Linked DNA regions of Homo sapiens: region 2 is linked to region 1. A link is a loop called in an ENCODE intact Hi-C map of the cell type or tissue named here. Cell type or tissue: heart right ventricle. All regions are shown on one strand.

Region 1 (8,000 bases):
GTCTGCAGTGAACTATGATCGTGCCACTGCTCTCCAGCCTGGGCAACAGAGAAAGACCCTATCCCCCCAAAAAATTAATTAAATTTAAAAAAAGAAAAAGGTCTAAGAAGAGTGGGATCAACAGAGAGGTGATGGTGACAGTTTCAGTTGTCCTTTGCTGCATGACAAACTTAGAGTCTTAGAACAATAACTTGTTATTTTTCCTGATTCTGTGGGTTGGCTTGGTAGCTCCTCGACTAGGTTCCCCTGAACTCACTGATGCAGCTGCATTCACCTAGTGCTGGCTGCCAGCTGGGCTTCCCCAGGTGCCCACATGGCCTCTCATCACCCAGGAGGCTAGAGTGGCTTCTGTGGTGTCCCAGGACAGCAGTCCAAGACCACCAAAGCAGAAGCAGCAGGAGTCCTGAAGGCCGAGGCTCTAGAACTCAACAATATCATGTCTGTCATGCTCTGCTGTTCAAGGCAAGTCAGAAGTTAGCCCGGTTTCAAGGGATGAGGAAACAGACTGAAACTCTTGGTGACATGCATGGCACAGCTACGTTGCCAAAGGGCCTATGGATTGGGATAGGGAGAATCTGTAGCCATGAAACAAACAACTGTCATGGGCACCTCTCACTTTTTACTCTATGCAATTCTGTACTTTGCGTTCAGGTTTTCCTTGTGTAAATTTGAAGAAAAAAATAAGTGGAAGAGTGAATCTAAGAGAGAAAAGCAAGAATGATGAGGATTTTGTAGACACATAATTTAGATAGAAATATCAAAGATGACCTAAAGGCTACCAGCCTTGAATACTAACTCATAGCAAGCTTTTTGTTTTTCAAATCAACTGTGAAGAAGAGAGGATTGGAATATCCAAGGGTGGAGATGCAACGACATTGACTAGTGATTCAGTGGGTGAGAAGCATGAATTTTAAAGAGCAGCAGAAGAAAGTATAGCTATTTCACTGGATTCCCATTTTACAGGAAATAAATGTAATCAGCCTTTGAAATAGCTATACATATGCAGAAGATGTATATATTATCACCAAGCTATCAAAATGGATGGCAGGTTTTTCATTTTCTGCTGGCTCACTGCCTCTTCTTGCTGGACATTAAGTAAATTCCAGAACCACATTCCCACCCATAAAACAAAAGGATCCTCCCTTAGAAAGTATTTGTTTTGTTTTGTTTTGTTTTTTTAAGTGAAGATTTCACACTCATACAACATTCTTGCAAAGTTGGTTTGTTCCATCCGCATGGATGATTTAACAAAACAATAGCCTCAAAGGCTTGGACAAGGCCGGGCGCGGTGGCTCACGCCTGTAATCCCACCACTTTGGGAGGCCAAGGCGGGCGGATCACCCGAGGTCGGCAGTTCGAGACCAGCCTGACCAACATGGAGAAACCCTGTCTCTACTAAAAATACAAAATTAGCCAGGCATGGTGGCACATGCCTATAATCCCAGCTACTGGGGAGGCTGAGGCAGGAGAATCGCTTGAACCTGGGAGGCGGAGGTTGTGGTGAGCCGAGATCGCACCATTGCACTCCAGCCTGGGCAACAAGAGTGAAACTCCATCTCAAAAAAAAAAAAAAAAAAAAAAAAGGCTTGGACAAAGACGGCCAGGAAAAAAGAAAATGAAACCTTATTCTCAAAATAGCAAGTTCGTTGGAAGCATCATGATTCTCTCTGTGTCCTGAGTCAGGGCCTTGTCTATATGCAGCACCGTGGAAAGCCTCAAGTTAACAGAGAGTTCCCAGGACACAGTAGGGACAGGCAGAAGAATAAGACGATCAGAAAAACACCAGGGATGCAGAAGTCATCTGGTCACTGACCCCACAAGGAAGAAAGATGTCATGGGCAGAGGACAGGACCACTGATGTAAGGAAAGGATATGACGGGGGAACCGTCTTCCTCATTTCTGATGTTTCCTTCCTGCAAAGGAAGCTTAATGAGTGGAACTTCCGGAACTCTCTCTGCCCCACTGCTCCCTCCTCTCCTGGTGGGTGTGGGGGAGGAGCAGTGACTGTTCCCACTGGTTTTTTGGTGGGGAGGGGAGGAAGGTTGTTTGTTTGTTTGTTTGTTTGAGACAGGTTCTTGCTTTGTTGTCCAGGCTGCAGTGCAGTGGCATGATCATGGCTCACTGCAGCCTCCGCCTCCTGGGCTCAAGCAATCCTCCCACCTCAGCCTCCCGAGTAGCTGGGACCACAGGCATGCACCACCACACCCAGCTCATTTTTCTATTTATTGTAGTGATGGGGTTTCACCATGTTGCCCAGGTTGGTCTCGTACTCCTGGGCTCAAGTGATCTGCCCACATCACCCTCCCAAAGTGCTAGGATTACAGGTGTAAGCCACCATGCCCAGCCTGTTCCCACTGTTAATTTTGAGAATACCTGGGTATCTTTGGCTCAGATCCATACTTTTGTCTCTGTTGGGCATGATTCCACCTGTTGAGAAGTTTTCTCCCCTTCTTCATGCTTCTACTCTGCAAGGGGAGGTCTCTGCTCCACCCAGTGTTCCTTGGGTCTGTGTGGGTATCCACCTAAATTCTGGGGTTTGGGATTGTCAGGCTCAATTGGCTTAAGTCACATCCTGCAATTTGGCCTCTTATCACTAATGAAAGTGCTATTTCACCTTCCATATTTACTTTTTGTTTTATTTCTTGGCTGCAAAACCCAGGAAAAAATAAGAGAGTGTCCTCTTGAAGCCTGTATCAGTTGTTTATTGCTGGAAATATGGCCACATTTACTTAAAACGATGAATCTTTATGTTCTCACACAGTGCCTCTGGGAGCAGCTTGCCTGAGTGGTTGGTGAGGCTCAGGGAGGCTCAGGAGGTTACAGGCAGGACGTTGGTCCAGGCCGCAGTTGTCTGAAGCTTGATGCGGCTGGGGCATCGGCTTCCAACCTGGCTGAGGGCAGAAGGCCTCAGTTCCACACACGTGGGCATCTCCACAGAGCTGCTGCATGTCCTCATGACATGGCAAGGGTCTTCCCTGAGCAATGATCCAAGTAAGAAAGAACAGGAAGTTCCAGTGCCTTTTGTGACCTAGTTTCTGCAGTTGCACACCATCACTTTTGCTTTATGTTTTTAGAAGCCAGTCTCTGAGTCTACCCCAGGAGAAGAATTAGGCTCCCCATCTTCAGGAGAGCAGCAAAGAACTTGCAGATCTTTCTTAAAACCACAGAGACCTCGATAAAGGAAAAGTAACTGGGCTCTCATACAAGAAGCTGGTCCAGAGTTGGAGAAAGAGAAGCCATTCCTGCTGGGCGCGGTGGCTCATGCCTGTAATCCCAGCACTTTGAGAGGCCGAGGCAAGCAGATCACCTGAGGTCAGGAGTTCGAGACCAGCCTAACCAACATGGAGAAACCCCATCTCTACTAAAAATACAAAATTAGCCGGGCATGGTGATGCATGCCTGTAATCCCAGCTACTCGGGAGGCTGAGACAGGAGAATCACTTGATCCTGGGAGGCGGAGGTTGCGGTGAGCTAAGATCGCACCATTGCACTCCAGCCTGGGAAACAACAGCAAAACTCTGTCTCCAAAAAAAAAAAGCCATTCCTTCAAACAGCTCTTACTGAAAACCCGCTAACTGCTCGGCTTTGTGCGGGATGTAGCCTGTGAAGGCAGAAATACTACAAGATTCTTTTGCTCGAGGTCTGAGTGAGAGAACACATCCTTAAGAGACGCTCTCCTTTGCTCTAGCCCTCCCTATCAGCCCAAGGGAAGTGCCTGCCCAGAGACCTTGGCCTCCTTGCGCTCTGAGGACCCAGGACCCCAACATCCTCTTCCCAAGTGGCCCCGAGCCTGCTTCTCAGCCTCTGCAGCCTCATCCTCAAGTTCATCCTCCCGCCTGTGTACACACCCCCAAGCCCAGGGCAGCTCTTGGTGGGAACTGGCCAAAGCTTAGCCCTGCAGGCTGGGCTGTGGAGTGCCCACACTCATGGTGTGGGTCTGAGGCAGGGCAGGAGGAGAAGGAGGCCTCACCTCCTGGAAAGGAGATGACGCACAGAGGTCTAGGTCTCCACAGTACATCGGGGTGTTCCTTTCCTTCCTCCTCTTACCTGTAATCTAGCAAGTGTATGCAGGGGCTGCATGCCTCTTCACAGCCCAAGACTAGCAGCCAGCCCCTCAACAATAGGTGGGTGTGGTGTCACTTCTGAGCCCAGGCCTCCCTCTAGTGACCAGTCGGGAGACAACAGCCAGAGGCTCTTTGCTACTCTCCTGCACCTCTTCCAGAACCTGCTTTCCAGAACACAGATCTGATCCTGTTGTTCCTGGCTTAGAAACCTCAAAAGCAAAGAGCAAAACCTCCCAAGCTCCCTGTGTTCCCACATGCCTTTAAGTCCCTTAGCCTGCTTTATGTTATCCCAGGGCCAGCCAGGAGGCCCTTCCAGGTTTAAGCCAGCCTATATCTCCAGGATGGCTCAGAGCCAGCTTCCAGCACACACACACACACACACACACACACACACACACACCCCTCCCTCCACCACCTGTTACACACAGACCTCTGTCCACCACCTGTTACACACACACATACACGTCATCTCTGCTACATAAAGTGCACATACACACGTTTGAATTCTGCAACCCCTCTCCCACCCGCTCTGCTACACACACACACACACACACTGTCATCCTCCACTGCCACACTGTTTGCCACACCAAACACACCATAGATTCCCTGCCTCCTTTTTTTTTTTTTTTTTTTGATACGGAGTCTGGCTGTGTCACCCAGGCTGGAGTGCACTGGCACGATCTTGGCTCACTGTAACCTCCGCCTCCTGGGTTCAAGCAATTCTTGTGCCTCTCTTTTGCTGACAATTAACCACCCACCTTTGTCCATCAATCAAACAAACCTTGACTCCTCCATAAAGACTCACGTAACAGCTTCTTTGTGGCTTGCTCCAGCCCCTGTGAGAGTTAACAGTGGCTCCTTGCTGGTTCCTGAAGCACTTTTGTGCAGAACAATCGCTAACATCTATTGAGCCCTTAACGCCAGCTGAAGGCTCCACAGGGATTACCTCATGTGGTCTCACAGTAACCCTCAACGCCAGGCGCTGCTGTCATCCTCGTTTTACAGATGTGGCAAAGGAGAAGAGAGGGGCTAAATCATGGGCCCGAGGTGACCCGGGGAGCAAGAGCTGTGTGGTGCCCACGTGCTCCCTGGGCCAGGGCTCTTCAGCAGGCGCCCTTGCTTCCTGCCCGCTGAGAGCCCCTTCAGAGAGAGGCCTGTTCTCCTGCCTCTGAATGCCCAGCATGAAGCACCACAGCCCTGTGCTTGGAGCCTGCTAGACCCACCACGCATTTCCTGGATTGAATGGCAGGCAGGAAGAGCTAGCTCTGCCTACTACCATCTTTCTCAGGCCCTTCGTGTCTGAACCCTGATTCTAAATCTCCCACCTACAGCCAAAAATCTTGTTTCCCTGCACAGAGCCAGTCAGATATACTTAGCAAATGAAGGCAGAAGCTGTGGGCACAGTTTGCAGTGTAAGGACAAGGTATAAGTTGGGGCTAGTTATCAAAACAGCTGATCCTCCATTCCCCACCTCTAACCTAATTAGCCCCAAACCAGCCAGGAGTTGGCACTCATCCCCAGGTGCTCCCTCAGGACTCCAGCGTGTCCCAGAGGGCTGCCTCCCTGACCCAGGGCCCCGTCCCTGCTGCCCTTCCTCCTGCCACTGGGGGAGCAGCCTGCCTTCGTCCCCTCTCCTTACTTCCTTTCTTGCCGCTTTCCTGTCTTCTGTCTTCACTCACTTTAACTTAGGCAACATGCATTAAATAAACTCCTTTTTGGCTCACCTGGAGTGCTCATTTGCTAAGTTGCATCCGTTTCCTCTTTTTTTTTTTTTTTTTTTTTTTGAGATGGAGTCTCACTCTGTCGCCTAGGCTGGAACGCAGTGGTGTGATCTCGGCATGGCAATTCTCCTGCCTCAGCCTCCTGAGTAGCTGGGACTAGAGGCGCCCGCCACCACGCCTGGCTAATTTTTGTATTTTTGGTAGAGATGGGGTTTCACCATGTTGGCCAGGCTGGTCTCAAACTCCTGACCTCAGGTGATCCACCTGCTTCAGCCTTCAAAGTGCTGACATTACAGGCATGAGCCACTGCACCCAGCCCTTTTCTTCCTTTTCTTCAAAGTGGAAATACAAGGTCTCTTTGTTCTTCTGGATTATGACAGTAGTATGGTTTTCCTGCAAAAAATTCAAACACAGCCGTCCATTTTCCCATCAGCCAAGAAGGACGTTGTTGTTAAGGCTGGCATACCTATCAAGGACAGTAACTGCCATGGCTTCCGGTGCTTTGACGAAACCCGATGCGTGGCCTTCTGGCCAAGCACCTGTGCTTTCATCTTGTTTGAGAACTCATTGTATCTGCGGGGGTCGCAGCTCTCTATAAGTTTGCTGTGGCTGAACCAAGAAAAAAGACATACACAGATTTCTACAGTAATTATGAGTTCAATGAAAGATTTTTGAGGAAATGAGGAAGGCTGGTATCTTTCAGAGTGCAAAGTGATTTGGGAATATAAAAAATTTATTTGAGTTGCATCACCTAGAAGTTTGTCACTGACTTGTGTTCTTGAACTAGAAACATGAATGTGTGGGCTAAGAAATAGTTTCTCTTGATAAAGAAACAACATATTTTTTAAAAAATCGAAACACAGGCCAGGTGCGGTGGCTCATGCCTATAATCCCAGCACTTTGGGAGGCCAAGGCGGGCGGATCACCTGAGGTCAGGAGTTTGAGACCAGCCTGACCAACATGGAGAAACCCCATCTCTACTAAAAATGTAAAATTAGCAGGGCATGGTGGCCCATGCCTGTAATCCCAGCTACTCAGGAGGCTGAGGCAGGAGAATCACTTGAACCTAGGAGGCGGAGATTGCAGTGAACCGAGATCACACCATTGCACTCCAGCCTGGGCAACAAGAGCGAAGCTCCATCTCAAAAAACAAACAAACAAACAAACAAACAAAACCACAAATGTTTAAAGTAGAAAGTGAAAGTGGTCAGCCATCCCACTACAAGATAACCAGTGTTTTCAGTTTGGTTTATAGCATTCCAGATTAGCATGTGTGTGTATGAGTTTGTCATTTTACGTTTTTTTTTGTTGTTGTTGTTGTTTTTGGAGACAGAGTCTTGCACTGTTGCCCAGGCTGGAGTGTGGTTGCAGGATTTCGGGTCACTGCAACCTCTGCCTCCTGGATTCACGCAATTCTCCTGCCTCAGCCTCCCGAGTAGCTGAGACTACAAGCATGCACCACCATGCCTGGCTAATTTTTGTATTTTGGTAGAGACAGGTTTTGCCATGTTGGCCAGGCTGGTCTCCAACTCCTGACCTCAAGTGATCCATCTACCTCAGCCTCCCAGTGTGCTGCGATTACAGGTGTGAGCCACCGTGCCCAGCCTAGTTTGTCATTTTACTTTAATTTGAATCATAAATGAAAATCTGTCTCTCTCTCTCTCTCACGGTAATTTTATTCCAGCAGCCCTAGGTTGAAATCACAATGCTGCTACAAGGTCTTAGTCAAAAGCCACCCAGAATCATTCCGACAGAATGCTCTGGTTTCAGTTGGGGAGGAATCAGACAAGGTAGTATTGGAACCTTTCCTTCCAGAGGACTCCTAAGGTCCTTAGAGCAACTAGTCATACAAGCTCTACATATAGGCCGGGTGAAGTGGCTCACGCCTGTAATCCCAGCACTTCGGGAGGCCAAGGCGGGTGGATCACCTGAGATCAGGAGTTCGAGACCAGCCTGACCAACATGGTGAAACCCCATCTCTACTAAAAATACAAAAATTAGCCAGGCGTGGTGGCGGGCGCCTGTAATCCCAGCTACTCAGGAGGCTGAGGCACAAGAATCGCTTGAACCCGGGAGGCGGAGGTTGCAGTGAGCCGAGATCGTGCCACTGCACTCCAGCCTGGCAACAGAGCAAGATTATGTCTCAAACAAAAAAGCAAAACAAGACGAAAAAACTCTACATATAAAATGGCCTTTTCTAACTCATGGGAAAGTC
Region 2 (8,000 bases), 910 kb before region 1:
TGCTGTCCCCACCCCTGCCACCATCAGAGAGGATTTCTCCTCCCAGACACTGAGCCTGGCTTCTGTGGCTCACTGAGACTGAGGAAAGTGAGACTAGACTTTGGGGGCCTCAGTCATGGAATGAGGGCCCTGTCTCCCTTTTAGACTCATACGGGTAAACTTCCAAATGCAGAAAGGGGGCTCAACTACTGGGCGGCTTTAAAAAGTCACCAATGCAATCACTTAATCAAATTGTAAATTACGCTTTGTCTGCCTGTCTCTCAGAACATGGTGAGCACAGCAAGGGACATTCACCTCTGTTCCCTCACACTCAACATAGCCCTTGACCAGACTGAGAAGACTGTCTCCTTTTGCCAGGATTCTGTGAGATAGAATACTTCCTGGGGGCTGCTGGAGAACTGCTTGGCCACCCAGAATTGCATAATGGGCTTATTCTTAGGACTTGAACTTAGAACCAGAATTAACCTGCAGAAGTTCCTGTATTTCCCATCTGAGCTTTAAGCTGAACCTGAAAAGCATGACAGCTCAAAAACACTCCAAACAGGTTGGCTTACTCCATCTGGGCTTCTATAACTAAGTACCATAGACTGGGTGGCTTATAAACAATAGAAATTTATTTCTCACAGTACTGCATTCTGGAAGTCTAAGATTATGGTGCCAGCATGGTCAGCTTCTGGTGATAGCCCTCTTCTGTACTGCAGACTTCTTACTTCTCATTGTATCCTGACATGGCAGAAAGAGGGTGAGGGAACTCTCTGGGGTCCTTTTTCTAAGGGCATGGATTTCATTCTAAGGACCTCACCCTTATGATCTAATTACCTCCCAAAGGCTCTATCTCCTAATATCACATTGGCAGTTAGGGCTTCCACATGTGAATTTTGGGGAGACACAAACATTCCATTGCATAGACAGATTGGCACCAAGAAAAAATTATTTCATTTTATACAGCACACATTATCCCCATTTTCAAATGAGGAAATTTTCACATGTGGAAATGGAGAACAGGCCCTTATTCTCCAGGCCAGTGCCACTGCCAGTGTGGCCCCTGGATATCAACATCTCTTGAGCAACTGTTAGAACTGCAGTTTCCGGGTGCAAGCCCGTAGTCGCAGCTACTCAGGAGGCTGAGGCAGGAGGATCGCTTGAGTCTAGGAGTTCTGGACACTTTGGGAGGCCGAGGCGGGTAGATCACTTGAGATCAGGAGTTTGAGACCAGCCTGGCCAGCATGGTCAAACCCCATCTCTACTAAAAATACAAAAATTAGCTGGGTGTGGGGGCGGGTGCCTGTAGTCTCAGCTACTTGAAGGCTGAAGCAGAATTGCTTGAACCCAGAAGGTGGAGGTTGCAGTGAGCTGAGATTGTGCCACTGCACTCCAGCCTGGGTGACAGAGGGAGACTCCATCTCAAAAAAAAATAAAAGGCGGCCGGACGCGGTGGCTCACCCCTGTAATCCCAGCACTTTGGGAGGCCGAGATGGGTGGATCACGAGGTCAGGAGATTGAGACCACCCTTGCTAACATGGTGAAACCCCGTCTCTACTAAAAATACAAAAAATTAGCTGGGCGTGGTAGTGGGCACCTGTAGTCCCAGCTACTCAGAAGGCTGAGGCAGGAGAATGGCGTGAACCCGGGAGGCGGAGCTTGCAGTGAGCCGAGACCACGCTGCTGCACTCCAGCCTGGGTGACAGAATGAGACTCTGTCTCAAAAAATAAAGAAAAGGCCGGGCACAGTGGCTCATGCCTGCAATCCCAGCACTTTGGGAGGCCGAGGCGGGAAGATCACCTGAGATCAGGAGATCGAGACCATCCTGGCTAACACGGTGAAACCCCATCTCTACTAAAAATACAAAAAATTAGCCAGGCGTGGTGGCTGGCGCCTGTAGTCCCAGCTACTCAGGAGGCTGAGGCAGAAGAATGGTGTGAACCTGGGAGGCAGAGCTGGCAGTGAGCCAAGACCGCGCCACTGCACTCCAGCCTGGGTGACAGAATGAGACCCTGTCTCAAAAAAAAAAAAAAAAAAAAAAAACCTGCAAAGTCATATTTCCCACCACAGACCTGCTGAATCAGATTCTCTGGGGAAGAGCACAGCTATCTACCAGTGTTTCTGGTAGAAGCTCTGCCAGTGTTTCTCATGCCCACTAAAGTTTAAGAACCACTACCCTATAGCAGTGTCTCCAGATGTTGTGGTATGTTTTCCCTGGAGGGTGTGACACATTTGCCACATGATGAACTTTAGGAAAAAATATTTAGCTCTTAGATATTCATTTCAATATGCAGTCAGTAAAAAACCTGGCTAACACATTGAACCCAGGATTTCAAAGACATATTGCTTGTAAGATGATGCCAAATCTACTTAAGTCAAACAAGATAATCGGTGTAAAGAAAATCAATACTGTTGTAGGGAGTTATGGTGAAAATAGTGAACCTGATACATAAATTACCAAAGTCTGGGATACCTGGTATACCTCCAGTTCCAGCTATAAACTGGATATCTCAATCTGTTCAGGTGGCTACAACAAAATGCCATAAACTGGGTAGCTTATAAACAACAAAAATTTGTATCTGACAATTCTGGGGGCTTGGAAGTCCAAGATTAAGGTGCTGGAAGATTTGGCATCAGGTGAGGGCTACCTCCTGGTTCATAGATGGTGGCTTCTAGTTCTTCTTCTGTCTTTCCATGGTGGAAGGGGTGAACAAGCTCCCTTGGGCCTATTTTATAAGAGCACTAATCCCAAAGCACTCATGACTTACTAACCTCCCAAAAGGCCCCCCTCCTAATACCATCACATTGGTGATTACGTTTCAACATGTAAATCTGAGGGAGGGACACAGACATTCGGCACTGAAGATCAGAACATGAGCCCCACTTCCAACTGAGCTCCCCTACCAGCATCCACTGCTCTCTCCAAAATCCCCTCTACCCGATACCTCAATTTAACCTCAGAACCTCTGTCCATGGCTTTCAATGCTAAATAAAACTGAGAAGGAGAGGGATGTGTAGTTCTATCTTCTCTGATAGAATAAGATCATGAAAACCCTGAATGAAAGGAATGATGGAGATGGAAACACGATGAAAGTGGAAAAGGGCTCAGGATTGGAAAGCTGCAGGCAACGAAGATGAATTCTGCCATCTTCTCCAGTTATAAGTCCCAGTGTCACTCACCATATTCCTGTGCACTTAGAGGCCAAAGACCTCCACGTTGGCAAGATTAAAATGAGAAGGGGTAGTCAGGGCTGACATCATAATTTTTCTACTACTAATAATAATAATGTTTATTTACTATTATTATTATTCATAATAAAGCCATTTAAACCCCACTCGATAAGAGGTTTAACAAGCCCATTAAGAACAGGAAACCTATTTCCTGCCTGGCGTTGTTTACACATATAACTAGGAGACACTCACTGGCTGGGGGAGCCCCATTAGCTTTAACCAAGAGTCTTGGCAGGAGCTCATGGAAGAAAATAAATCCCTCAAGCAGAATTACATGTGGTCAGTGAGGTCATCGCTCTTGTTTGGCTGGGCTGCACTCTAGGCTGAAGATCCAGAGATGGAGCAGGGCGACCCCACAGCCATGCTGGAGATAGGCACCCTCTTGTCCTTCTCTCATCCAAAGCCAGCTGAGCACAGTTTACTGGCACAGCCAGCTCTGGGGAAAGTTGAGAAGTGGTGAAGCCAGTTTATTATCTACCTTTCTATGTACTCTTGCCCATTAATGGGCAATATTCCCCACTCCCATCTGGCTTTGCATATTTTTCTGCTGCTTCCTGGTTGCTCAGAATCCCCATTCTATGATGGTTCCTTTAGAGCCAAGAGACTTCCAGGCCCATCCTGCAGCCCCTTCAAGACCCAACTTCTTTTGGTCACCTTCCCTTGAGAAAGAATTGTGTCCTGTAACTAAAGCCATCCATCATATTTAAGGGTCATCCATGGTGGAGTCTCCATACATCATGTCTGACCCAGGTAAAGAGGAGCCAGGAGGCTCCTCTCCCAGGGATGTTCCTCTTGAACAGAGAACTCTGAGGATTCAAGCAATCCTTCCCTAATAGATTCCAAAGTCCTGCCCCCACCTGAAACCACTAGGGAAACACTGTGGTGCAAGGGTTTTCTGAATTGTCCTTCCTTCCTCTGGGCCAAATCACACACTAGCCACAGACTGTGGACTTGGTCTGCATTAAGCTGGTCCCTGGTAGAGCTTAGCACTTTCCACACCGAGTAAAGCTTTCTTCCCAGCAGAGGGCAGCAACGGTCAGAGGCTGGAGCCACTGGTGCGCAGCCATCTCAGAGGGACTCGATAAAATGGGAGGAAAGAAACCAGAGGGAGGAGGAAGGAAGGAAGGTGGGGGCTCGGGGCAAGCACGCAGAGCTCGCTGCTCCTTCACCTTCCACCCTGGTAGGGTCTGGCTCTGTGGCCAGGGCTCCCCATAACCTAACGCTTTCTGGTTGGCCTGTCTCACCCAGCACCGCCAGCTTGGAAGGCTTTGGGTTATTAATCTAGCCCACCCAGCCCCAGCACACTTAAACCTCTTAGCTTTCCCTTACTCAGCTGCTGATGCCACATGGAAAACTTGAAGGAAAAGAAAAGGGGGAGAGAAAAAAAAAAAAACCAACATTTTAGTCTGGGGTAGTTCTGCTTCCATAGCAGATATTTTTTTGCATCCACTTCCTTTCAGCAGGAGCGACATTTACATGAAAACAGAGCTGAGGACAGTAGCCTCCCTGGACCTGAAGTCACCATTTGGCCCTTCTGGGCTGCTGCCAATGCCAGCAGCAGTGTGAGATCATCGGGGGCACCTGTTTTTAGAGAGTCTTTTTTTTGGCCGGCGTTGGGGGCGGGGTGGGAGAGCCGGCATGAGCTTAACACAGGCTCTCAGGACAAGTATGATCAGGAAGTTGGGCACAATTGATCAACCAAAAAAGCAACACGGTTTCATTGAGGCAGAGCTGCCAGTGTGGGGAGGAAGCAAAATCATAACGTTCAGAAATGTTAAAGGGATAGAATCTGTGGAAATCTGAAGTGTTCAAAGAATGACCAGGGTCAAATTTTTGCCAATACTTCACCTCCCGTCTTCTCTGACTCAATTGTTGCTGCCAACCTTTCAGATGTGATTGCTAGGCTATAATACTTTTTCCAGCTTTCATCTATCTGAGAACCAGAATTCCAGCCATGATGAATCCCCAATGCCTCTGCCAGTCTTCTGTAATGTACAGAGGCCTCTATCTACACATAGTGCAGGGCTACATGCAGAACAAACCCCCAAGAAATAGTTGTTGCCTGCCTAATTCCTGACATTCATACAGTGTTTTGCAATATTCAAAGTACTTTTACGTTTATTATCACACTGGCACCTCATAGCAACCTTATAAGGTAGACAGCCATTATTAAATCCATTTTACAAATGGGGAAATTGAGGCATAGAGAGATTAACTAGTAAATGGCAGAGACAGAACAAACTCTTGTGGGATTCTATTCCTGTCTGCTTATGGACTTGAACTTGAAAACACAGCCTGCTGTTCTAATCCCCTTCACCCAATGATCAAGACACCTTGATTTTCAAAGCACTGGATGTGCCAAACCCCAGATGCTTTAAAAATTCTCTCACACTGGAAAAGCTCTCTACCTGAACCTTCAGTTTTAGGGTTCAGTGTGGAGAAAGAGCTTCTGAGAAATCCTGGTGGTAGAGCTCTGTTTACAGGGGAAACAGGAAATTGAAAGGCCTTGTTTTAGGTAAGTTTGTGAATTCCAAATTGAATAGATTGGCACCAAAAGGCAGGCTTCTTAGGATCCTTGCTTTCATTTACTCCTTGATCTATCTACTTAATAAATGAATATTAACTGAGCATCTTCAATGTTCAAGGAACTATCTTAGAATCAAAGGGATAGGAAAAACACACAGGGCACAGTTATCCCTATCAGGTGCTTATAATGTAGTTGTATAGACAACATATGGTCATACAAAATAGCATAAGATAGTATATACCAAGTGCCAAATGAGTGCTGCTGCTGCTGAGCACTTTAGAAATTCAGAGAGGGAACGGCACTGAGTGCGCTGAGGAGGTCAGAAAAGGCTCAGTGGAGGACATGGAACATAATCTGATCCCTGAGCAGGAATCAAAAATATGAAGACAAGATCTAGTGGAAGGGTTCTAAATATAGGGGAGAATACTGACTGAGACCCCCACCATATGTCAAGTACTGTGGTAGGCCTGCACAAGGTTTGGGATGATAGGCAAAACCTACCATGGCGGCCGTGAAGACAACAGCCTAGGGAAACAGTAGATAAGGATATAAAGATTAGTAGGAGATGGAGCTGGAAAATGCAGACCAGATCGAAGGACCTTCATTACCAGGCCAAGGACTTGATTCCAAGAAGGAAAGGTACAATACATAAGTTTCTAACCCATATACCTCCTAGAGAGGAGGCCGGGGTGTTCCATCAGGACCTACAATGTCCCATAGGTGAGGAGTAAGCAGTGGTGCCTGGTAAATTTCTAAACAAACAGAGATTCTGGCTTCATGCAAACATTCTCAGGACAAAGGAAGAAACAGGTAATGGGTGAAGTAGGAGCCCAGTCAGAGCCCAGTCCTACCTAGAGATAGTTAAATAGACATTCTGAGGAGCATTTGTGAGCCTCCAGTGAAGAAGATGTGTGAGGTTGCTCTTGACAGAGCCAAACACTATAACCTTCACACTGAGGCGGGAATAGGAGGAGGGGGACAAAAGAGGGCGGAGACAAAAGATGTTCACTTTAAGTCAGCCAGTTATTGGCATCAAAGCCAGAATTCACCTCCTCTCTCCATTATTATTGTGCTTTATTATTATTATAAGGGAGAAATTGCTATTCACTAGGATTTTTTCCCCCTAAGTATTTTAAATGCTGCTGTAACAGTAAATATCACCTCTGGCATATTTGTCCTGGAAGAAAAGAGTATAATTTGGAATACCTAATTGAAATGTGCTACAGGAGATAAGGCAGCTGCAGAGACTGACATTTAAAGGTAGGAGACACCACGGAAGACATGAAATATTACTGTTGCTGCCTCAAAGCCAAAAGCCACTTTCACAGAATGGAAACATCTTCCAGTTCTGCTTCCTCCTTCTGGGTCCCCCATGATCCCATTCCTCAGACTCACTGCTATAGGGTTCCAGTCATCCCTGCTCTTCCTTTAGAACCCCAACCTGCTTGCATTGAGAATGCTGAAGGGCAGGCAAAAGAGAATGATCTCATCCTAGTTCTCTTTTGCTCTTATGTACCCATCTCAAAATCCTAGGTCTTATTTCTTGATAAATCATTTACATGAAGGTGGATGGGCTAGACACAAAAGGAAAGGAAGAGATCTGTCAGTGCATCTCAGTAGGTCTCATTAAAAAGCTGTTTTATGCCACTGTCGCAGAAACATAGTAAAAGACTAGAGGTTACCTGTGCTTAACGCCCAGCAAGCCCTGCCCATTGATAACTGGACACAGTTACTTTCTAGGGGATGGATCTAGGTAAGAGCTAACTCACTGCTTATTCCCTTCACCCATACACCAGAATAAGGACAACTTGCCAACCAACCATCAGACCTACTGCAATTCAGATTAACCACGTTTTTCATCAAACCTATTTCCGTTATCATTTCTCTATCCATCAAGGTAGCTTGTCTCCAAAGATAGCCCCCCAATAAACCATGACTCCTAATATTTCCCTTTGTGTAGTCCCCTAATCGATGAATATTGGAGAGCCCTTTGCCTTGCTTTTGATCAACAAAATATAGCAAAAGTGACAATGAATGACTCCTGAAGCTAGGTCATAAGAAATTTTATTTTTTCTGCCTGGTTTTCTAAGAATAGTTTTTCTTCAGATAGCCCTTCTTGGAACCCAGTTGCCATCCTGTGAGAAGCCTTGGTCACATGGAGAGATCATGCATAGGTTCTCTCTGGCTGAGTTATCTCATCAACTGCCAGCTATTTATGTGAATGAGGTACCTTGGATGTCCCATCTCATCCAGACACCA

Evidence for each region. A loop is a pair of places that touch in the nucleus more often than their neighbours do. Peaks named below come from ENCODE experiments on the same cell type or tissue, not always from the same donor. Only the 100,000 strongest peaks of a DNase experiment are listed, where the experiment ranks them.
Region 2: it touches region 1 in a loop (5-fold over the local background); 17 of 110 quality-filtered maps call a loop at or near these places.

The regions. Positions count from the first base shown.
Region 1 is chr14:77,651,326-77,659,325 of GRCh38, reverse strand. It overlaps the pseudogene COX6CP11. Among named protein-coding and RNA genes, the nearest start is that of SPTLC2, 39 kb to the right of the region's middle. In heart right ventricle, a CTCF peak has its summit at 4,168 (motif pointing left); DNase peaks (open chromatin) are centred at 1,865 and 4,155; H3K27ac peaks cover 2,423 bases.
Region 2 is chr14:78,562,988-78,570,987 of GRCh38, reverse strand. All of the region lies in intron 4 of NRXN3 (neurexin 3), which reads right to left. Among named protein-coding and RNA genes, the nearest start is that of NRXN3-AS2, 140 kb to the left of the region's middle. In heart right ventricle, a CTCF peak has its summit at 4,245 (motif pointing right); a DNase peak (open chromatin) is centred at 4,247; H3K4me3 peaks cover 585 bases.